Regions from separate parts of the Mus musculus genome. Here all the other regions are linked to region 1. A link is a loop called in an ENCODE intact Hi-C map of the cell type or tissue named here. Cell type or tissue: left cerebral cortex. All regions are shown on one strand. Links, peaks and the distances in the headings refer to the core of each region. The heading gives the core; the rest is flanking DNA.

Region 1 (8,077 bases), core at 1,441-6,440:
TTAGTTTGTGTGGCAGAGGAGTGAGAACTGGAACTCCCTACTAGGTATGCAAACACTAGTGTATAGTTAATAGTAAAGGCTGAGGCCCCATAACAACCCACCCTCAAAGCAGAGGGTTACCACAGCATCTATTGATGCTCATGCAGACTGGTACCAAGGTGGGGCAGCCTCTTGTGGCTACACCATGTAGTCTTTGGTGTGTCAAGAGCCGAGAAGAACGCTGAAGGGATTTCTCAGGGACAAGATCCTAAGCTGAACTTCCAAGGAGGGTGGATGAGAGTGCTTGGAAGTTCCCAGGAGACAGAAGCTTTGTATAAGCGCATAAAGAGGACCCTCTGAGAGCTCCCATGAGCATGGCTGTCCCAAGGGCCCTGCCACACAGGCCTTCATGCCTAGCATAAACTTTAAGGCTGAAATGTGTTTTCTAGAGAAGAGGGCTGGACACTGGTTCTTCTCCAGCAGCTGCAGGGGACAAATTTGAGAAGAGAAACATTTTTAAGAGTTTCCTGAAGGGAGATGGAAGGTGGGCTTCTGCTTTGGAAGACATACCAAAACAGAACAAAGAAGGCTTAAGGAATGTGGACCAAGTGTTGATAGCACAGTAACCCCGACGGCCATGCCCCCAACCCCCTCACTCACAGGCATTCCTGAAGACCAAACTATAGAATTAATTTTGCATTAATAGCTTATTGTTAGAACTAATGACAGATGCAAATTCTGTTGCTGCCACATGGGCAAGTTCCATTGATAAACAGAGAGATAGAAGTTGCATAAAGAGAATACAGGGAGATGCAGAAACGGCCTGGTGGGTGATAAACTGTGAGCTGCAAATGAAATATATCCCGGTCCTCCGCACCCCTCACAATGCTCCTGGTCAATGTTTTATGACAGCAACAGAGATGCAAACTAGGACCAACTTACTGCTTCTTACTCAAATGTTTTTCTGCTTAGATTATTTTATTTTTATGGGTATGAGTGTTTGCATTCACATATGCCTGCGCACCACGTGCATACAGTACCCGAGGAGGCCAGAAGAGGGTGAGACCAGAGCTATGGATGGTTATGGTTGGGAGCTATCACGTGGGTGATTGGAATTGGACCTGGGCCCTCTGCAAGAATAAGGGCTCAACCTTTCTCCAGGCCTGTTGCTTATTATTTTAAGTTTTAATTTTTAAATATAAAATTGACCTTGAACTTGTTTTTTCTTTTAGAAAAGACTCCTTTTACTTTTAATTCAGTGTGTGTGTGTGTGTGTGTGTGTGCCTGTTTTCAACCTAATGATCTACAGTACCCTTCAGCTCTTTCTTTGCTCTAATTTTGACAAATCATTTTTTACCTCCTGGACAGTGAGCTGAGGGAGAGAGAGAGAGAGAGAGAGAGAGAGAGAGAGAGAGAGAGGAGAGCAGGCGCCTTCCGAAGCCTGAGGCAGTGGATCCCCGAAGTTACAAATGATTATGAGGCACCCACGTGGGCGCAGGTCCCTGACAGCTTGCTCTTGGTTCTCCGGCTTTCCTCTCTTAAATGCTGGGATTAAAGATCTGTGTTAATCCCAGCATTCGGGAGGCAGAGGGAGGCGGATTTCTGAGTTCGAGGCCAGCCTGGTCTACAAAGTGAGCTCCAGGACAGCCAGGGCTATACAGAGAAACCCTGTCTCGAAAATTCAAAGAGGGGGAAAAAGATCTGTGTAGCTAGGCTTGGCTTAAAGTCGAATATCTTAACTTTAGTTTTTGATAGGTAACCTATAAAATCAATTTGCACAACTCTTGGCCACTGCCTTAAGAAAGACTTCCCTTTCCTGCGGTAAAGGAGCTGTAGAGGAGAAGGCTGCCCCCCTGGGGGTTGCTGGGAGACCGGAATGTTGCAGGACCGAGAAGACTGTGCAGCAGCTTTTGCATCAACTATCCACGTCTACTTAACCTCAAACTCCTACTGAACCCGTCCAAGGCCGGTGAAGTCGCTGCTTTCATCCTTCCTGCTTTCCACCTTTGGCCTTTGTTTCTTTGCTCCAGTCAAGGTGCTTCATTTAGGGCTAATTTTGTTTCCGTTTCTGAGAAACTCCTGGGAAGTAGTGGAGGCGCGCGGGCGCTGTGAGCTGGGGGTGGGGGGATGAAGTAGCCGGCAGTGGCACTGTGCCCGCCACGTGGCTTCTTTTCTTTCTTGTCCCTGAGACCGCAGGTGATCAGGGAACAGCTTGGAAAGGTACAATTTAAGACAACTGAGGTGTGTGCTGCTGTCCAATTTGCAAAGAGACAGCAGGGCGTCTGATGTTGCCCTGTATGGTGGATTAGTCCTGTATAAAGGCATGCAGGCAGGGTTGGAGTGATGGGGGTTGTCTTAAAGAGAGTCGGCTTCTGCGGTAAAACAAAGTTAGCACTGGCTAAATGAATGTACTTCCGGGGGCTAGGCTAGAACCCAGTGGCACGGTGAATCTCCATGAGGTTTTCAGGTCTTTAACCCAGCTTTTCTTTCTTCTTGTTTATAATTTTCCTGCTTGTTTATCTAAGACTTTAACTTGCCAGCTCAGCAACTCACATCTGTTAATATTTTGAGATTACAGTTAGCCTCAGCCAATTGGGCCTTCCTTCAATAACAGCAGAACTTAGAAGCTCGCTGCAATTACTCCTGATTCCAAACGACTGCAAAGTGTACCTCTCTGCCCAGTTCCACTTTCTCTCTCTCCCCGTTCTGATTACTGCAAGTTATGTAAATCGAGCTGGAGAAGACTTAATTTAATCAACCCGTGGGTCTGCTTACATTTGTTTAAATATTAACTACAGTCTATATGTAAAAGACCAGAGAGGGACAAACTAGTTGCTAAGCATCGCGGCCAATCACTGACACTGTCTTTGCATTGTCAGATCTCTTTGAGTCCGGCTCAAGGCTGTAGAAGGTTTCGTTGTGCACTCACCACGTGCCTGAGGTAACTCTAGAAACCCGCAGCTCCTTTAGAGACTGTCAGGAAGACATCTATTTCACCAACCATTTATGGAGATGAGGAGAGAGGACAGGACTGTGGGAAGTTGGAAAGGGGTTCTATTTTTCTTGCTGGACATTTCCATTCACTCCAGCTCATCTGCATTGCTTACCTTCCAGACCAGAGGTACCCCTCCCGCTGGGTGGGGGTGGGGGTGGGGGTGGGGATTGGCTGGGTGCTTGGAGTGTTAAGCAATCTGAGAGAAAAGGGAAACTTCTCTAAATTACAACCCAGGGCACTGGTCAGGGAGTAGAGGAAGCTACAAAGCAAAGCAGCTTCTCTGGGCAATAGTGGACCCCAACATAAAAACATTATCTCACGAAGATGCTACATGGCCTTTTGGTAGCAGGAAGTGCGAACTGCGGGTTCTGTAGGTTTCTAACTGCACTGCAGGTGCATCTTGAAGACGGAAAGAAAATGTCAGGCATAGAGGTTGTTTAGCATTACAAAACCAGCTAAGTCCTTCATACCAACACTGACCAGACCTGTAAGTGATTTACACCCCACCCCTCCCCACCCCACCCTACCCCACCTCAGCCAAATGAGTCAGGATAAGAATTTGGTGTCTGGCTTGTTTTTGTCACGGTGCCAGCTCAGAAGTGCAGTGATTGGCTGAGATACAGAACTCCACAATTAACATTAAACACAGGCAGCTGGCTGCATTTTGATTAAAACCGGCGATCAAGAGCTCTGGCAATCTGGGTTTTTGTGATGGCCGGAGCTTTATTCCCTCGTAAATACCACTGACAGTTGTTCGCGCATTGGAGCCTCTTCGTTTACTTTCTCTGTGGTTCTCTGTGTTTAAAAAATTGGCAGAAATCCTTCCAGGTGAAACAGTTTCCGTATCCATTTTCACCCTTGTGGACTGTCAGTTGGGTGGTAGAAACAGGAAAGACAGACAGACCCACGGGAGCCAAGTTCAGGGGTCCCCCACCCCGCCCCACCCCATCTCTGTCACATTTTTTTTTTTCCAGAAAATGGAGGGATTTAGCCCTTGAAGCAGCCTGGTTCTTCCAGAGGGGTGTTACGCTTTGTGGCTCTTTGGCCCCATCTTATGGACAACAGTATTATAAATCGGAGATGGACGATGGTCCTGCAGAGCAGGTGCCCCAGAAGTTTGATTTCTTATTATAAAGTCAAAGTGTAATGATGACTCGGTTTCTCCCAGACTACATTCAGGAATACCCTTAGAGTTCACCGATGTTCAGAAAATCAGTGGCGAGTATGGAAATCTTACATGTGAACATGTGAACAGAACCGTTGCGCATGGTAACTCGAAGACTGTGGTAAGGAGTATGGTGTGTCCAACTATTGTTACTGGCATTTGGGAAGCCTCTCTTTGGTTACCAGATGGTACTTTGGGGCGTTTAGTCTCTTTAATAAAATAATTTAAAAGGGGGCCGAGGAAGTGGCTCTGTGGTTAAGAGCACTGGGAGCTGAGGATCCAGGTTTGAGTCTCAGTACGTGTATAATGGCTCACAACTGTCTGTAACTCAGATTCCAAGGGCTCTGACCCCTCTTCTAGCCCCTGTGCGTACCAAACGCTGAAGTGAGACAGAGACACAGATCCAGGCAAAATAGCCCTGCGCATGGTTTTCAAAACCTTTAAAACTTTAAGAATGGATGAACACATACGGCTTTGAGACAGTTTTACCAGGGTTTAAGAGAGCATCCCTTTCGAGCAGGCAAGCTGTCACCTCTGCATCTTCAGAGAGGAGAAGACTTGAGGAGAGAAAGGGAAAACCACGGTTGGCCATGTGGACAAGCAGCCACATGGCAGAGAGGGAGGCTTTAGAAAAAGAGTAAGGCAGACCACAATGTTGAAGAAGCCCAAAGTGCTGGCAAAGCATCCTAAGACATGAGACAGAAATGAGGAGGGGAAGCTAGGATTTTCTGAATGATTCAGAAAGCAGATAGACTTATAAAGCGACATGCAGCTAGGGGTGGGATCTTGGGAATCCCAGGGGTGACATGGCCTTCCTGAAGGGTGGTCCCTTGGCTAGGTGATTGACACAGGCTAACCGAAATGTTAGGTCTCCACGCAGGCCAGAGATGCCCCCCTTGTAACCAGAAGGAGCCCTCCTTTAGTGGGTTTGTACTACCTTACCTGGACAACATTCTGTTCTCAGTTCTTGACCCTGGAACTAAGAATACGCTAAGCAAATGTTTTGCCATGGAGTCATACCCAGCTCTGTAATGTGTTCTTGGAAAATGCTAAGGAACCCGTGTGTTACATGTTCTCGCCACAAATAGAAAGCAACACAAGGCACACTATATATGTTAATTAGCCAGGTGAGTCACGCCACAAGATACTCTTTAAAACATTATGTTACAGGCAGCAGGTACATTCAGTTTTGTAAAACAAAGATGATGACGGTTTTTCTCATGAGGCACAGGAATCAAACACAAGAATTAAAGAAGGAGCTGCCCAGTGGTCTGTCTCATTTACAAGTCTGCAGTCCTCATCATCCCGATATTGTCTTATCTCTTTCAAGAGACTGGGGTCATATTAATGTAAGTTTCATGAATGGGCGATAGTACTGTTCTATTTAAGCTTTGTACATGTGTGTATATATAGAGGGAAACCTGGTATGTAAGGGTTTGGTAGCATTCAAGGTTTGGGGCATCCACTGGGAATCTTGGAACATCTGTCTGATGAGTACAGTCTATGGTATGAAGAAGATCCAGGTTTTATAGTTTCAAGTCACTGAATTTTTTTTTTACAAGCCTTCCAAGTGCTAGAGATGAGAAAGAAGCCAGAGGCACCTGTGTCCAACCGCCTTTGTGTCATAATGAGGCTGTCTCCCCTAGGTATCAGGAGCCCTCTTGAGTAGAGAGGCTGTAGACATGCACAGGACACCCGGCTCCACAGTCACGGTGACAGAATAAACCAGAGAATATAGTGAAAGCACAAGATGTCGTTTTCCTCACAGTTGTGGACAAAGGGAGGAAGGGTTTATTTCAGCTCAGGGTTTGAGGGTGCAGTCGATGTTGGGGGGCCTTCTCTAATCTGTAGTGACGGGAACATAAAGCTTCATCGCATTCACCTTTTGGTGGATCAGGAACCAGAAAGTAGTAAACCCTTGCACAGATCCTACGTTCTCCCAGAAGTTGTCTTCCCAGGAAGGGTAACACACCACCAGAAGTGTCCTTCACCTTCCTGATGATTCTAAATCTAGTTATGTTGGCAATGCCAACTCACCATTGCATTGGGTCTACAGTGTCAGTGTCGGGAATGTTAATATTCACTAGTTCAAACACACAAACAAATGTGGCTGTCCATGGGCCCCTACCTGAGATGCTAGCTACCACTCCTGTCTTGTTCTCCAAGGATGGTGCTAAAATAGACAGGAGATGGAAGACACTGGTTGGAAGGGGCAGAACACCAGTGAGGTTGTGTTTGTGTGAGACGTTATCCAAGCTTGGGTGGGACTTTTCAGTGATGAAGTTTTGAGTCACTTGGTGCTCTTATAAATGACCTCCATCCATCTGTCTGCATTTCTCCCTACTGCGACTCCCATAAGCTCATTCTTTCACCACTTTGGACTTGTGTCATTGGCCTCAGTGACTGCTACAGAACTTGTCTTCCCAGGAAGGGTAACACACCACTCAGCATTTCAGATTCCTTCTTGAGGCTCCTCCATCCCCAGAGGGCTTCCTGCTAACTAAGGGAAGAGCCGAAACCTTGGCACAGAAGGGAAGACCTGGAGTCCCTTGCCCTCCCTCCACATCTTTAATTGCAGGTGGGGATGCTATTGTCTGAGCTTGCTCATGGGATTCAAGCATCCAGTGGATTCCATGATCTCATGCCAAGCCATGCATAGAAAATGTAGGTCAGCACAGGTTTTCTCAGAAGCACTGAATCCTTCTGTGGAAGGAGAGATGAATTCCTGGCTCCTCTACAGCTGTACACAGTAAGGGGTTCTCACTATCTACAGATGTTCTACTGTGTCGGATGCAGCAGTACCTAATGAACGAATCCCTCAAACATGGCTGGTAACACTATTCCCATGTCCACCCACAGCTAGGATGCAATGCAGGACAGACAGCCGAGAAACTGTGATGGGCTTCTTCATTCTGTCTTCAACATTTCCTGCTTCAGTTCCATTTTGCTGCTGTCACAAAATATCCCGAGTAAAAGCATCTTAGGGGAGAAAGAGTTTCCAGTCACATGTTAGGTCACAGGTCATCACTGTGGCAGAATCTAGGCAGGAGCCTGAAGCAGCCAGACACATCCACAGTCGAGAGTAGAGAGAAAGCAGGGACCCAGGTCTTCTGCTAAGCTTGCTTTCTCTGCTCTTACACAATTCAGGACTCAAACCCTCCTTTGAGGTCTAGTTTTCTCACGTTAATTAACACAAACAAAAGATAACCTCCCACAGATAAACTCAGGAGGGGCAATCTAGACAGCCCCCTTTTGAGACTCTTTGCATGTGTTTCTAGATCGACAGTTAAACCAAACAATCACATTCCCCACTCCATGGGCTCTCAGAGCCCAAAGAAGCCCTTCTCTTTTGTGCACACCAGATCCCCCCTCGAAGTATCTCCCATTCTTTGTATAACGGGAATTCGGAATCTGTCTTGCCAAGTCTGGCTTAGACACTCACAGAAGTGTCAAAACCATCCTATTTCTAGGGAACTAAAAAATGCATTTCTTTTCCTAGTTTAAAGAGTTGAAAATCAACTCTTTCTTTTCATGCTTCCCTGATGTAATTATTTAAATCCTCTTACAAGAAAATGGAGGCTTTTGGAAGAAATGAGGAGAGTGTGTACTTTGAAATACTGATGGAGAAGGACGCCAAATGTTTCTCAATCAATTAAATATTGAAATACAGTGATAATGAAGATACCATCTTTATCCTGTTGTACTATTGTTGTTAGTCTTAGGGATGCAGACAACTCATTGTCTAGATATGAACTTGGGACGTTGAGCATGCTATCTCTGTTATGTCCTCTTGATGGCTTTCCCTGGTTCTGCCAACTGACATTGGCTGATGTTTGGTTTTTCAGTAATGATTGGCTGGAGGATGACTCAGTGGATAAAGTGACTGCCACACAAGCGTAGGACCCAAGTTCTAATCTTCAGCACCTGTGTGAACAGCT
Region 2 (8,077 bases), core at 1,504-6,503, 340 kb before region 1:
ATTCTTACACTCAAGATTGGGCTCCGTATGGTGGGTGTTTGATGGTAGCATGTGAATTTTGGTATTGTGAGTTTTTCCTTCCTTTTCAGGTTTGGGAAAACTGTCCTTTGCATTTCGAGGAGAATTACATTGAAACTGTAGATTCTTTAGATAATATGTTTTAGTATTTGTTTTTCCAATCCATGAACATAGGCTCTCTCTCCAGTTTTGTTTTATGTTGTTTCATCAATATTCAAATTTTATCTCATTATTTTTCATTTCTTTATTAGTCATGGTTTCCTAAAAGAGAAAGAAAGAAAGAAAGAAAGAAAGAAAGAAAGAAAGAAAGAAAGAGAGAAAGAAGAGAGAGAGAGAGAGAAAGAGAGAGAGAAAGAGAGAGAGAAAGAGAGAGAGAAAGAGAGAGAGAAAGAGAGAGAGAAAGAGAAAGAGAAAGAGAAAGAGAAAGAGAAAGAGAAAGAGAAAGAGAAAGAGAAAGAGAAAGGAAGAAAGGAAGAAAGGAAGGGAAGAGAAGAGATGAACAGAGAGATTGAATATATTTAAAGGAGAGTGTATTAGATTGGCTTACACGATACAGTGTGAGAAGTCTGTCAATGGCTGTCTCATGCCAGAGAGACTGAGAATCCAATGGTTGCACAGCCCATTAGGCTAGAAAGCTCAGCAAGCCCAGTCTGGCACCAAAAGCCTAGAGGTTTTCTGGAGAACTACTGGTCTTCAGTCTGCTTTGGAACCTACACAAAAAGCTGACTCTAACACCAGCAAAGCATGCAGCAACAACAGGACAGATGACGTTGCCAGCCAGAGCTAAAGCAAAGGTTCTCAAGCATCCTAATGCTGCGACCCTTTAATATATTCCCTTAGGTGGTAGTGACCCTCAGTCATAAAATTATTTTCATTTCTATTAGTTAACTGCAATTTTGCTGCTGTTACAAATTGTAATGGAAATATCTGATATGTAGGATGTGTAATATGTGACCCCTGTGAAATGATCAGTTGACCCCCAGTGGAGTCACAACCCATGAGAACCGCTGTTCCATAGCAAGGAGGTTAAAAGTCAAGTGTTCTTCCCTCTCTTCTTTTTTTACCCTCTGTTGCCACACAGAGGTGCTGCCCCCATTTAGGATGAGTCTTCATACTCCTGGGCATTCTCCGTGGCTTTTGTCAGCTGACTCCAGATCCAGTCAAGTTGACAACCATTATTAACCATCATATTTGCTCAAATTTGTCTTGTGTTTGGTTTCCATTTATGTGAGAATTTCCTAGGCCTTCACTTTCAGACTTTATTTTGGCTTTTACATGTGAAGTAAATTCCCTTTTTTTGATCATAGTAATTATTTGTTCAGCCACTCAATATCTTTTGACTGTGCACTCTTTTACATTCAAACCTTTTACCCTAGGTAATATTTATCCCTGCTGTGTTCGTGTTTTCCAAACATTTTTTATATTATTTATGCCTTCCTTTTGCTGTTCATCTTTTGACTCAAGTTTTCTGTTGCACTAACTTGTTTGGGATAAAACTAGTCTATATCTTTATTATAACTATTAATTTTCATTGCATGCTATTTACATGGTACTGTGTGCATATACGTTAAAGACATTTCACTACAAATCCACCAACATGAGAAATTTCTTCGTTCTTCTCTTAGTCCACTTTGTCACCTAAGACAGTTTCACCTCCACTTTCACGTCACAGAAAAATACACAATTTTATGTATCTGTATAAAATTTGTGAAGAATGAATTAAAGGAAAGGCGATGATCTTTCTGGTACTACAGTTCATGAACACTAGTATCAAAAAGACAACCTCTATTCCTACAGATAGAATACTTATATTTTATGGCTAAAATTATCCCATCCTCCATATATACTTTACTGCCTTTATTGCTTCTTTAGCCAGTCTGGTCCCATCAATTGGCTGTTGGGAGCAGCATTATAATGACTGCTGCTGTGCACATAGCTGAGTTTTGCCTTGAGTCCTTCCAGCAGGTCTAGTGTTCATTTTTTCAGTTACTTCCCCACTAGCTTCTATACTAGCCAGACTAGTTTACAGGCCTGCCTATAGTAATTTGTCCACACCATCAGGAGAATTTGTTATTTTTCCCAGATTTGTGCCTGTTCATTTTGTTTTGGAGCTTGGTAGACTCACCATTTGGCACACAACTGAAGGCAGTGATTGTCTCTCCCCAAGAATCCATCACATACACATAATTCAGCAATGAGTCGTAGAACTCATGACTCCACCATGGCTACTGATGGGTTTGGCCTTGGGATGAACCCATACAAGCAACCACAGCTAGTATGAGGTCATATCTCCAATGGCGGTATCCTGCCCTAAATATACCTCACATGTCTTCTCTGGATCTTTCAGCTCTTGGATTCTTCCCAATCCCTTTATACATTATTCTCTATGCATAGAAGGAAGGCAAAGAACCATTACAGGGTGTGTCCACCTGTGGAATTGGACTCCATATAGACATAAAAGACATGAGGAATAATCTTGATGGAGCAATCATAGGTCAGAGAGATTACAGTTAGTAACACGTTGCATAGCAGAAGGTTGATAAGAGGGTATATTGTGCACTTGCCCAGTACCAGAACCTAAGTAGTCACATGATGCTTATGGCAAAGCATTTAATCTTGTTGCTTGGCAATGTGCACATAACTAAGATATGTGATTTTCAATTGTGAAACATAATTTAACCTGAGCTGAAGGTGCTGATGTAAAATGTTGAATATGTGTTATATAAAGCATCGTTTGATATAAATGGACAAAAGGAACTCACAGACATTTTTTTCCTTATACAAAACGTACATGGACAGAAAGCTAAAAACTACTATGAAGGGTAATGAGGTCCCATGTGACTTATCTTCTTTGCCATATGACACTTACCACTTCAGAACCAGTTCACCTAAGGGAAGAGAATAGCCATCTTCCCTCCTTTAAAAATACTCCTGAAAAGAGAAACTGGAGAAAATGCCACTTGCCATTCTGTTGAGTTCCCAGTCCAACATCAGCAAAGCTGTGACCCTGGAGCCAATCTATCCAAGGCAGTATCCATTTGCACTTGCAAGTTGGTATCTATTTGCTAAGGCCTGGCCCATGCCAGTGCTGAGGCTCTGAGGCAGAATCTGTGACTTGGAAGCATTTCATTCTCCTCCTTGCTTTGGAGAACAAGAACACCAAAGCTGAGGCAGATCAGGAGAAGGACCCCAACTTCACACACTGAGAAGGTGGGTGTATTGTGGAGCCTGCACAAGCCATCCCAGTTGGCCTATCTCATGTGCATGGCAATGAGCCCAAGGATCCCAAGTCTACTCCATAATTATCTGCAGGAGGTTCTGCCCACCACATGGTAGCAGTAACTCTCAGGTATCCTGTGAGGCATTCCCTCACCCAGATAGACACCAGAATAGATTCCAGTGTCCAGCGAGGGACTTGTGCTCTGGAAAACCAAAGTTCACTTCCCCTAAAGAAAACGAATACCCACCACATAAACGCCTGGCCTTTGTAGCTCGCATTGCACAGCTGCCAGAAGAGGTCGCCACAGGACAATGTACTGATTCTGAGCTAGCGCCTTTCTAGAAACAAGTTATCTACATCCCAGTCCCCTGGGATATGTTCACACATCACCTCACTTTATTCGGTAAAAGATGGGTTTATCCTAATACAGTTGTCTCTTGTGAGGGTATGCCAAATACAGAAGTTGATGCTCACAGTCATCTGATGGAACACAGGGTCCCCAATGAAGGAGCTAAGGAAAGTACCCAAGGAGCTAAAGGGGTCTGCAACCCTATAGGAGGATCAACAATATGAACTAGCCAGTACCATCCAGAACTGTGTCTCTAGTTGCATATGTAGCAGAGGATGGCCTAGGTGGCCATCAATGGGAGGACAAGCCCTTGGTCTGGCGAAGATCATATGCCCCAGTACAGGGGAATGCCGGGGCCAGAAAGTGGGAGTGGGTGGGTTGGGGAGCAGGGCAAGGGGAGGGTATAGGGGACTTTCGGGATAGCATTTGAAATGTAAATGAAGAAAATATCTAATAAAAAACTTTTTAAAAGGTAGGTTTATCAAATATCTGTCATCCCCATTGCTCTTTCCTCCTGCTCCTTCTCCTCCTCCTCCTTGTTCTCTTCCTCTTCTCTCTCCTCTCTTCCTCCTTAATTCTTCCCATCCTTCAAGTCTCCGGCACACTGATATGAGAAACTTTCTACCCACCTCCAGTACCCAGTACAGCTCTCCATTCTGCACATCCAAACTCAGTTTTTAGATTCCATACATAGGTGGGGTTCTGTGGTATTTGAGTTTCTGTGCCTTAACTTAGGGTCCTCCAGACCTATTAATGATACTGGTAAAGACCAGATCTGTTTTTTAAAGAAGAAAATGTATTACATGGTGCAGATATACCACATTTTCTTTACATATTCCTTAGTTGATAAATAGATTTATTCCATATTTTGAGCACTGTGAGTAGTATTGCCATAATCAGGAGAGTAGTTTAGTAACTGTGTTGTTCTCACTGAGTTCTTAAGTTTTTTGGAAAACAACTACATTTCTATCTCCTAGGTTAGAGGTTAAAATTTTTATGTTTACCTTTCTCTTTTAAATTTACAGATGAAATTGTATGAATCTTCCATGAAAAATGTGGCAGTCTGCAGTGCTTCTGCAGATTGGGATAAATAAATCATGATAATTAATGCAAACAAGATTAAGTTGTTCATTTTTAATTAGCATTGCATCCTTGTATATTATGACATTGCTTATTGTGATCTAGTCCACCTTTTCTTCAGTCTTTTTTTTTTTTGGTTTGTTTGTTTGTTTGTTTGTTTTTTGTGACAGGGTTTCTCTGGGTAGCTCTGGCTGTCCTGGAACTCACTCTGTAGACCAGGCTGGCCTCAAACTCAGAAATCCACCTGCCTTAATCCACCTTTTCTATTTACTCTTTCTTGACCTTCCTACTACCTACTTGTCTCCTTCCAAATATATAGTAACTCTTCTTCTATATTCAACTCCTTCTCCCACACTTAGATTCTACATAGAAAAAAAATACATGTGACCTTTGTCTTTATGGCTGGATAAACCTAAGTGTGTGTGTGTGTGTGTGTGTGTGTGTGTGTGTGTGTGTGTGTGTGTATACATATATATATATATCACATTTTCTGATCATTTTTTCTGTTCATGGCTCCCATGACTGATTCTACAGGGGCTATTGTGAGCAGCACCATGAGAAACACTAGTTTTCAGGTTTCTATAGATCAATAGGACAAAATGACAGCCTACAGATTGAGAACCAATCCTACATCTGAAAAAGGGCTAATATCCAAAATGCATAAAGAGCTCAAGAAGTTAGATTCCTACAAACTAAACAACCCAATTTTTTAAAAAGTGGGGTACAGAATTAAACAGAGAGTTCTCAAGAGAAGAGTCTCTAATGACCCAGAAACACTTGAAGAAATGTTTAACATCCTTAGGTGTCAGAGTAATGAAAATCAAAACAACTCTGAGATTCTACCTCACATTCATCAGAATGGCTAAGATTAAGAACTCAAGAGACAGCACATGCTGGCGAGGGTTTGGAGCCAGGGGAACACTCCTACATTGCTGGGAGGAGTGCAAACTTGTACACCACTCTGGAAATCAATTTCATAGTTCCTCAAAAAAAGGGAATAGTTCTACCTCCAGACCTAGCTATATCACTCTTGGGCATATACCTTAAAGATGCTCCACCATCCCACAAGGACACCTGCTCAACTATGTCCATAGCAGCTTTATTCATAATAGCCAGAAACTGGAAACAACCCAGATGTCCCTCAACTGAAGAATAAAAAATATGGTCCATTTACACAATGGAATACTACTCAGCCATAAAAACAAGCACATAATGAATTTCTTAGGCAAATGAATGGAACTAGAAAATATCCTGAATGAAGTAAACCAGACCCCAAAGGACATGCATATTATTGTATATTTGTCATAAAGTACAGGATAACTCATTATAAGCCATAAACCCAAAGAAACCAAATAACAAGGGAAGCTCATTGAATCTTTCTCAAAAGGGGAAATAAGATAAATATCAGAGGTGGATGGATGGAGGAAAATGGGTAGGAGAGGCGATGGAGAGGAGGGTGGGACAGGGTTGGGGAATCACATGTAGGGAGGACAGAGAATAGAGAACAAAAATTGACAGTGGGTGAGGGGGGAAGCATCTCTAAGACATCCCAGAGACCTAGGACTGGGGGAGACCCCAGGGTGGCTATGGTGGTGACTCTAGCTGAAACTCCTAGCAGTGAGGAATATGAAACCTGAAGTGGCCATTTCTTCTAGTCAGGCAGGACTCCTAGCAGAGGGATAAGGGCAGCAACCCATCCACAAAACCTTCAACCTAAAATATATCCTGCCTACAAGATGTGCAGGGACAAAGTTACAACAGAGATGGAGGAAATGGATAACAAAGACTGCCCAAATTGAGACCCATCCCATGGTCAAGAACCAATCCCTGAGACTATTAACAATACTCAGCTTTGTTTGCAGACAGAATCCTCTGAGAGGCTCCATCCAGCAGCTGACAAAAACTGATGCAGAGACCCACAGACAAGCATTAGATGGAGCTTGGCGAGTCTTGTAGAAGAGTTAGAGGAAGAATTGAGGGACCCATAGAGGAGAGGCACTCCACAGGAAGATCAACAGTGAATCTAACCTGAACCCTTGGGGGGTTCCCAGAAACTGAACTACCAAAAAGAGAACATGGACCAAAACTTGGCTCCCTGCACATATGTAGTAGATGTGCAACTTGATCTTCATGTGTATCCTCCAACAACTGGATTGGATGCTGTCCCTGAATCTGCTGCATGTCTGTGAACCCCCTTCTTCTAACTGGGCTGCCTTCTTTGGTCTCAGAGAGAGAGGATGTGCCTAGTCTTGTAGTAACTGATGTTGCGGGGGATGGAGGGGAAGGATATTGATGGAAGGGTAGTATGGGGGCTGGGGACCCTCCCCTGGGAAGGGGAAAATGGAAGAAAGAGCTGTGAGAAGTGGAGACTGGGTGAAAAGGGGGGGTGTTATTGGGATGTAAAGTGAATAAATATTTTTAATTTTTTTTTTATTACTTTTAGTTTTTCATCCCAGTCATTACCCACCATAATGTTCAGCTGCTGGAATTATTTTTAGGGTTCCTTCCTTCCCAGCTGTGTTGTGTGCTCCTCTGATATGGAACCACTAGATATCCAGTGGTCACCTCTTTTCCAGCCATGCACTCATACCTTAGTAACAAACTCTCCCTTAAATGTGTTTGATGTAGCATTTGCTATTTCAGAAGCCCAAGGCCCCTCATGTAGATAAATCTCTGTTTGGACAGTTAGTGTTCCTATCTAATTTTGTTTCACCTTCACCAAGGCAACCATTATAGACAGACACACAGACGACATTATAGACACAGCCAGATTAGACAAAATAACACCTAACTTAATTGCACTAAATCAACATGAATTGTCGTGAAACTGAAAGTATCCGTAACACAGTTGACTGATGAGGAACCTAGGTCAAGCAGACTATCAACAATAAATCATCACATTTTAGTTAAATAAGGGATCACACTTGGAAAAGTCTTCAGGTCCTGGTGTGGAGGTAATAAGAGCTTGTGCAGCCTAAAAGAGGAGGCCTCAGATCACACGGCTTGAGAGCAACAGAGCAACAGGAAAAAGAAAAACAAGAAGAGGAGGAGGAAATGAAGAGGAAAGAGAAGAGGAAGAAGGAGGAAGAAGGAAAAAGTAGAGGAGTGGAGTGAGGAGGGAGGAGGAGAAGAAGAGGAGAAGGAGAAGGAAGAGGAGGAAGAAGAAGAAATAAGAGCCATCCAGACCACCAAGATTCTATACTCCCCTTCAAAGTCAGACCCGGAAGCCTAAGATGGGCAGGCAGGAACTGAAGTCATTGCCCACTGTGAAGTTTTTAATGAGTTTTTTTTTTTAAATGACCCAACAGAATAAAATGGAACTAAAAATAGCCATCCTCTTTCTTCTACAAGAGGAAAGTATTTGTGGCCAACACCCTGAAACTGGGCAGACCCACATCTTCAGTAGCCAC
Region 3 (8,077 bases), core at 1,504-6,503, 260 kb before region 1:
TGGCTAGCTCTCAGAGATAATACCAAATGTCTCAAGTCCTCCATATTGAACTGGGCCAGTGCAGGCTCCATACAGCTCAGTCCTGCCTGGTTTTCATAGTCCTGGCCTTGGCCTGGGTCCCTAGGAGTCTAAACCCTTCCAGAAGAGAAGCTCCTAAGGTCCCCTTAATGCCAGGCTCCAAAGCCCTCCCTGGTCCTGTGTCAGCCCCTCACTGCACAGGGATGAACACAGACTCTGACTCTCACACTGGCTTCCACTGGAGCCAGTGATAAAATGGCTTTGGTTCTATTTCCGTAGGCCAGTCCCTATTTCCTTCACGGCAAAAGTTCAAAACTACATTCCCAGGAGGTGAAAACCTCTGAAAACTCCCTAGGCAGAGACCACATGGAATGTACAGTACCCAAATGAGGGAGGCGTCATGAGCCACTACTCTCGTGAGTGGCTCTAACACAGGCAGAGAACACTGCACAGTGTGTTTCCTTTGGTTTCCACACAAGGAAAGAAGAGAAACAAAGGCACTACAGCACGGGCCTGGAGGCCAGGGACAGAAGTATTCTGCAAAGACAGGATGTACCGCCCACCTGCAATGAATGGCAGGAGCACCCTGGTGAAGACTACTGAGGAGCATGGCCACAGCGGACACTGCAGCCTCCCCTCTTCCCTGAACTGTGCTCTTTTTGAACAGTCTGTCCTCCTGGAGACTGAATTGATAACCGTAAACATATGCCTGGCCTTTCTCTCTCTGCAGACACTGGTGGCTTCTGTCCTCACTCCCCAGTGCCGTTGCTTTGACTTCCGAAAGCAAATCTTCTATCTATCGGGTGCTTCCAGCGCTGATGAGTTATCGCAGTTCAGGACTTAGTTTTTTTAAATCTGAGAGATCTGAAGGAAAGAATGGATCAGCAGAGCTCTGCCTCCCACCAGAAGGCTGAGGCCTAGAGTCACGTGGACGACAATGAAGGTAAGTGTGTCCTGTTGAACAAGACATTTATAAAATCCTGCCTGATGGAACAGAAGCCCCAGCTCAGCACACTGTGATCTGTGACTAGGCAGGGTGGCTCAGCGCAGGCTCACTGAGATGTCCCCAGGCTGGCTGGCTGGAAATAAACACCACAAAGTCCCCGTGCCCACAGAAAGACCAAGGATGTAGAGATCTCGTGATATGGGATTTGCACTAACTCCTCTCAATCTCTTTGAGGATTGGTGTTCTGGTAGGAACATCCTCCCCTGTGAACCCTGGGGATGTAAAATGTCAGTGCCAGTCACAGAAGTTCAGGGCCCCCACCGCATTTGCAATGGTCCATTCTAAAAATGCTCTTCAGGGTGCTGTGCCAAGCACAAAGGAAGCCACTCGGTGCTCAGTGTGTACAGGTGCTGTTCTCAAGACGTCTTTCGGGGCTCATTACCATTCTCTGAGCTGGCACCTCGTCCCATGGGTCGGATGCAGATGCTAAGGCACAGAGCTGATGAGCAATGGGCCAGTTCATCCAGCAAGAGTTTTATGGGGCATCCAGGCTACCTAGGCTTATTAGTTCTTGTTAACTTTATATAAATTATAGTCACCTCAGAAGAGGGACCCTCGATTGAGGAATTGCCTCCATTAAACTGACATGTGAGGCATTTTCTCCATCCATTTGGGAGAGTCCAGCCCTCTATGCTGCCCCTGAGCAGGTAGTCTGGGGTTTTATAAGAAAGCAGGCTGAGCAAGCCACAGGGAAAAAACCAGCAAGCAGCACCTCTCCATGCTACGAATGTAAGTCAAGTCTCCCTGAATACTCCATAAGCTCGCTCTCTACCAACTGAGCTACATCCCCAGATCCAGGGTAAGGGTTAAAATGTATCCTTCTGCTTCAGCCTAGAAACTCATGTACTTACTATCTCTTTGTAAGTATTTCTAAAAGCCAAACAATACCCGTTTTCTATGACAACTCCCTACACATAAATATTGGTAACCCGACTGTCTAACTTTTGCTACTACATTTTAAATAGAACTTCAGTGAACATCTTTGTGTGTTAACAAACAGATAGATACCTTAGCCAAAATGGTTTGGGTTTTTTTTTTTAGTCTCTTGATATATCATGTGGGTTGTAAATCGTTCACCTGTGTTTACTTATTTTTCTGTTTTTATAAACTCTACAGTGCTGTGATTTGATAAACAGGAGATTAACTGATACCTGAAAACTCAAAACAAAATAGGAGAAGGGACACCACTAGTGTTCTTCCCCATCCGCTGTGGGGGTGGTGGCACAGAGAGGGCTGGGTAAACAAAACCAGCACAGCGGTGGGAAGAGCATCAAACTAGTTTGTGTGTCTGTCCATGCATGGCCTGCATGCCTGGTGCTCGAAGAGGCCAGCAGGGGGTGCTGGGTATCTTGTAAATACAGGGCTTACAAATGAGCTACCGTGTAGGTGCTAGGAATTGAACCCTGGTTCTCTGCAAGAGCAACCATTGCACGTAACCACTGAGCCCATCCCTCCAGCCCGAAAATTTGTCTTTACAACAACTGTAGAAGAAACCCCTTAGACATTTATGTGTGTGTGCCAACTGACAGGACAAGGAAAGATGATCTTCCTAAACCTACGTCCAATGTCTCCTTCTAGTAAGGAAAACACCAAGAACTTCTCACATAAGAACAATCTGAGGACCTCCGGTGAAGGCTCACCTTCCGCAGTCTTGCCAGGAGCCCTGCCACATGCTCGTGCTGTTCTGCCTTGGCGAGGTCCTCGGCCGTCTTTCCATCCTGTAGGAAACAGATGATCAGTGTCACAGAGCTGCACGGGACCTCAACATGCTAGTTCAGCGAAGAAATGGGAGGCACAGCAGGGTCAAAAGAAAGTTGGACAAACTCTAAGTCCTGGCCTGTTTTCTCATCTAAGGAAACCTTATTTTATTTGGTGGCTCAGGAAGGAAAAATGACAGAGCAAGAAATGCAGTAGTGTCCTGAGGTGTCAACAGAAAGATGCTGAGTGCATAGACTCAGAGCTTACTCATTCTCCTCTGACTATCCCATCCCCGATGGAACTTCTGTCTCTATGGCAGCAGTCTACTCTTTCAGTTCTCACACATACAAACCTGGTCCTCGCTCTACACCGTGGCTGGTAACTACTGTACCTTCCAAAGGACGCTTAGTCTAGCACAGGTTGATTTAAGGTGGCTGAAAAAACACAAAGCAGAGACCTAAGGGCCCACAGCACTGTGACATTTACTGTTTGATTAGAGACTTTTCATGGAGCTGTGGTTTCATATGAAGGGACCTACTCTTATGTCTATACCATGAACATGCACATCTCCTGAGAACGTTCCGGTCCAAGCCTGATCAAGTTCGCAGCGGATCACATGAACTGCATGATATCACAGTCCCTTGTGGGGACAGGAGCTGTGGCTATGTCCCCTCTACACTAAGGGAGATAGATACCACTGTTCAGCTAAAGTATTATACAGCCCTAAAATTCAATCTTCAAAAAAAATGAAGACACCTTTTTAAGAGAAGAAAAAAAGTCTATGGTCTCATTATCTGCATTTGTAATAAGTCATCCCATGAAGAGTTGGGACATCTTGTCTACCTGCCAACCTCCCAGTTCCTCCACTCAAGTTGCTCTTGAGATACATATGGGGCCTCTCTGGACCAGCAAATCTTAATCTTGGCCCTGCTGGACTATGTCATTCTCTGCTGTGGAAAGCCATTATCAGCCTTATACAATGTGAATAACACCTCTGTGGTCTACCAAGGCACTGGTGATATTCCTCAACCTCCAGCTTAAAAATCAACCACGTCTCCAGATAAGTCCACGTGTCTTCTGGGGACAAAATTGCCAAGCTGTGAATGAATGCTCTCTCCAGGCTGAAACTCTGGCTCAGGTGTGTGTTCCACCCCATTCTTATTATGTATCCTAAAGTCCTGAGATGGATCCAACAGGCAAGCTAGAACTTCTCCTTTGCTCTGGACCGAACTGAGTTCCTTACTAGACACTGTACCTCCAACTAAGAGTTCCCATCAAACCGTCTCATGGCTTCATGGGGTGCCTTTAAGGCATTGAGGAAGAGGTGCAGAATAAAAAAAGCAGCTCCTAAAAGGTGACTAGAGTCTCTGCAGAGTTGGTGGTAGAGGAGAAGCCAGGAGCGCTCAGAATATAAAGGTGACACTAGGGGGTGCTGTGGTGCCACATGCTATCTGTACAGTCATCTCAGAAGCCAGAAAAAAGTTACGGCTCTGGCTGGCTGTCCCACAGGGCAGCATCCGCAGGGACGGGTCTGAAATGTGATTCTGAAAAGACGGCTGTCAGTACAGAACGTACAAGGCACTAAAAACTCCGTACCGATAAGAGAATATGAGAAATATTAATATTCTCAAATTCCTCCTGTTGAAATGAGATTTCACACGCATTGCTGAAAGCCGTTTCGTCTGCTGCTTCTTTAATGCGACTGCTAGAAAATTCAGAAGGACAGACATGCTTTGGCCTTTGTCTCTAAGTGATGTCCCCGGTCCACGGTTATCCCACTCCTCACAAAAAGTCATCACTGCTGAAAGAGGAGGATGCTTGCTTCCCCTGCTAGGAGGCCAGATGCCTACCAGGCTTGCTTACTGATGGGAGCCTCTCAGTTCTGCTTCTAGCATGATCCCTGTAATCTGTACAAGAGTGGGTGGTCACCAAGCTCAGGCCTCCTAACCTAATGCTTTTCACGAGCCACGCCCACTTCCTGACTACTCAGCTGCCAGACTGCACGAGCCACGCCCATTTCCTGACTGCTCAGCTGAGGCAGCAGAGAAGTCAGCTTCACCCACCTCCCAGTCCCCACCCTTATCTGACATCACTCTTGCTCCACCCCCTGCCTACTGATGGTCAAGACTCTTTGATCAGTGCCCCTCTCTCATTTTCTAGAAGTTTCTCTGTGTGGGGCATCTATCTGAGTAAATGACAAGGCTAAGCACAGACAGGAAACACTCATGAGTCTCTCTAGAAGCTGAAAGAGGTGGGAGACGGGAAGGCAGTATAAGCAGGGTGTGGCGGGAGCAGAGAAGACAGCCACTGCGGGAAAGAGTGGGGGGTGGGGGTGGGAGGGGCATGGGCTCACAGAGCAACACAAAGGGACCAGAGACTGCACACACATCTGGATCCAACAGCTGATAGCATCTTCAGAGTCACCCTGGTTTTTATTTTCCCACAAGGCATCATCTGATATATATACACACATATTATACAATAGATATATAATATATAATAAATATAAAAATGCATGTGATGTGTTACTGCAGGATAGCTAACCTGTGGGTAAAGGTTAATGAAGGCACCTCAGGCCTAAAATGTCCTGTGTGGCAGGGGTAAATAAGCATCCTGAGAAATGTGTGCATTCCCTGCACACACTGCTCATATCTGTGCCTGCAGAGACCAGTACTGCACAGAACAGGCCCGTTACATCTTGAGAGTTAACGGTACTGCAAAGACCTACACACAGACAGGGACACACACACACACACACACACACTCTGGAGGACCATGCCAGGCATCTGGGCCTCAGCAGCATGGATAGCCAAAGACAATGCTATATAAATGGATGAGCATAGCTGTGCCTCAGCGAAATTTCATTTACCAAAACAAATGGCAGGCTAGATGGAGCTCTAAGGGCCAGCTCGGTTAAGACTTTGAAGATCTCCAAGAACCTCAGAGCCTTAGGTAAGGTGCAACATCAAACACCATGTGCTCTCCTTCAAGACTGTCGATAAAGTTCAGATCTTCGAATGTCAAGACCACACACACACACAAGTAATTAACCCACCTTAGGCCCAGCAACATATCAAGCAATAGTTCATGGCTACAACTGAACTGCCACTTCACCTTGTTGGCCAAACTCTTATCTATGGTGTTTATTTTATGAAATATGAAGCAAACGGTTTCTTCTGAGGAGTGGGGGAAGGGGGAAGGGCAGCGCTAAGCCTGAAATGAGAAGCCAGAGGAATGGACTATGTCTTACTTAGAAATAATTTTCAATCCCAGCAGCAAAGGCGGACTCTAAACAGTAGACACCAGCCCTTTGCCTCCAGGCTGTTCATGACCCCCCAAGACCACACAGGGGATCCAGCTCCTCCCACAGGGCACTGGGCCTCTTGTACCCTGGGGCCAACGGGAAGCACTTATGAAAGAGAAATCCATACGTGGAATAGAAAGCTAAGAGGCACTGTTGTGTAACACGGTAAACAAAAGGCCAGTGTGAACCAGCGGGTCGCTGGCGGAGCGGGGCTGGCGAGATGAGAAAGGATGAAACATTAACTAGATATTAAACTAGGTCTGTGTGGGCAAATGTTTATGTAACTGCAGTAGAGGGTTAGAGCTTAATAGCAGCCTGTCTGCTTTAGAATGCAGTTGCCAGGCAATACCTTTCTCCCTGTGCCCTTGAGGCACAAGAAGTTTCCATGGCTCTCTGAGGCCAGACACCTGCCCCTGCCTGGTACTCACCGAGGTTAGAGCCTCCACATTGGCGCCCATCAAACAGAGGTAGCGGACCACATCTAGGATCCCGTTGTTGGCTGCAAGGTGGAGAGGAGTCCGACCATACTGGAAAGAGAAAAAAAATACCACAAGCATTCTCATGGCTGCTATCTGTGAAAGCTGGTAGTTCACAGCCATCGTTGGGGAGAAACGGTATTACATAAGGGGACTGGGACCAACAGAACTAAACAAGAGGTTCTAGCTCCCACTGAGGCAGGTCTGCCAGATAGTTTTTCAAGTACTTTGAAGTTGAAAGTCTAGCTCCAAATTCACCTTCAAAGGATGAATGAGAAGGTTAGCCACAGGATAACCAAGTTTCCCGCTGGGCTGGCAGAGAGCGAGGCAAGAGTGTGAGCGCCCAGACACCCATGTGTATCTGCACCACACCGTTCATATTCATGCACCAGGGAGAGAGAAGGAAGGGAGCTGCCAAGGGCACTCTTAGGAGGCCGTGAAGCTTCGAGGTCATGCCTATTATGGTTCGTAGGCATATGGTTCTCAAACTGTGCGCCATACACCTTGGGGTACTGCAGTGAACCCCCAGGAATAGTGATAGCTATCTTGAGGTTTAAACAGTGTGTGGTGAATATCTCCTCCAAGCATCTCACAGCCAGGACATTAGACTGTCGGGTCTCCTCGCATTGGCACCCTGTCTTTGCAGGTTTGCCCTTAGAAGTTAGCAGCCGCCACACCAAGAAGCAATGGTCTTGAAAATAGGGTCCTGAGAGTTGGCTCCATAGTTAAGTGAACCAGCTGCTCTTCTAGAGAACCCAGCACTCCCACAGTGATTCCCAACCATCCATCTGTCACTCCAGGTTCAGAGGATCCAACACCCTGTCCGACTCCAGTCGGCACCAGGCACACTCGCGGTGCAGTCATCCATGCAGACAAAATATCCACACACATAAAGTAATTACTTTTTGACGTTTAGGCTTAAAAATAATCCTGTGGAACAGGAGAGGGAGGGAGGCACCCAATCTATAGTCACGAAAGCTATGCAAGATTCAGCTACCGCACACACCCTTGTGGCTGTAGTCATGTAAGGATGAAGGGAGGACAGGAGACTCCTCTTCTCGGTTGTTTTCTATTTCTCAAAGGTTGCTAAGTCTGGGATCTAGGATGTTCTGTAAATACAACAGTGAAATAGCAAACTCATTGGCTCTGAAGGAGCCATGAATAGAAATCACGGAGCCAGTACAGGGGGTGTCGGAGTCAGTGCTTGGCAATCCCTGCTTGCAGAGCATTTATTGTTTGCATGGGTCAACACATCATCGTTTTAAGCGTTTAGGATAGGAGTGTGTTAGAAAATTAAATCCTCAACATCGCTTATTGAGATTTTCTCTATTAACACGCTGGAGCGTTTCCCTCCTGGCTCTATGAACCTTCAGTAAGAGACAGATCACTGGAAGGGCTGAGACACAATCACATGCTGCATTATGTTATTAGCTTACAGTTAGTGGTGGTTTTGTAAAGATGTATTTTATTTATTATATGTAAGTACACTGTAGCTGTCTTCAGACACCCCAGAAGGGGGCGTCAGATCTCATTATGGATGGTTGTGAGCCACTATGTAGTTGCTTGAATTTGAAC

What was found. Peaks named below come from ENCODE experiments on the same cell type or tissue, not always from the same donor. Only the 100,000 strongest peaks of a DNase experiment are listed, where the experiment ranks them.
Region 2: a loop joins it to region 1, with 2.8 times the contacts of the local background. A loop is called at or near these places in 3 of 42 quality-filtered maps.
Region 3: a loop joins it to region 1, with 7 times the contacts of the local background. A loop is called at or near these places in 33 of 42 quality-filtered maps.

The regions. Positions count from the first base shown.
Region 1 is chr13:60,475,103-60,483,179 of GRCm38, reverse strand. No RefSeq gene overlaps it. Among named protein-coding and RNA genes, the nearest start is that of A530001N23Rik, 30 kb to the left of the region's middle. In left cerebral cortex, for the core only: a CTCF peak has its summit at 4,027; DNase peaks (open chromatin) are centred at 2,142, 3,600, 4,029 and 4,667; H3K4me3 peaks cover 483 bases; H3K27ac peaks cover 345 bases.
Region 2 is chr13:60,815,130-60,823,206 of GRCm38, reverse strand. No RefSeq gene overlaps it. Among named protein-coding and RNA genes, the nearest start is that of Ctsll3, 16 kb to the right of the region's middle. In left cerebral cortex, for the core only: a CTCF peak has its summit at 3,532 (motif pointing right); a DNase peak (open chromatin) is centred at 3,521.
Region 3 is chr13:60,734,720-60,742,796 of GRCm38, reverse strand. Dapk1 (death associated protein kinase 1) reads right to left here. Exons shown (of 26, transcript NM_029653.3): 18 at 6,455-6,553; 19 at 2,665-2,742. Among named protein-coding and RNA genes, the nearest start is that of BC051665, 48 kb to the left of the region's middle. In left cerebral cortex, for the core only: CTCF peaks have their summits at 2,355 (motif pointing right) and 4,137 (motif pointing right); DNase peaks (open chromatin) are centred at 4,160 and 4,703; H3K27ac peaks cover 485 bases.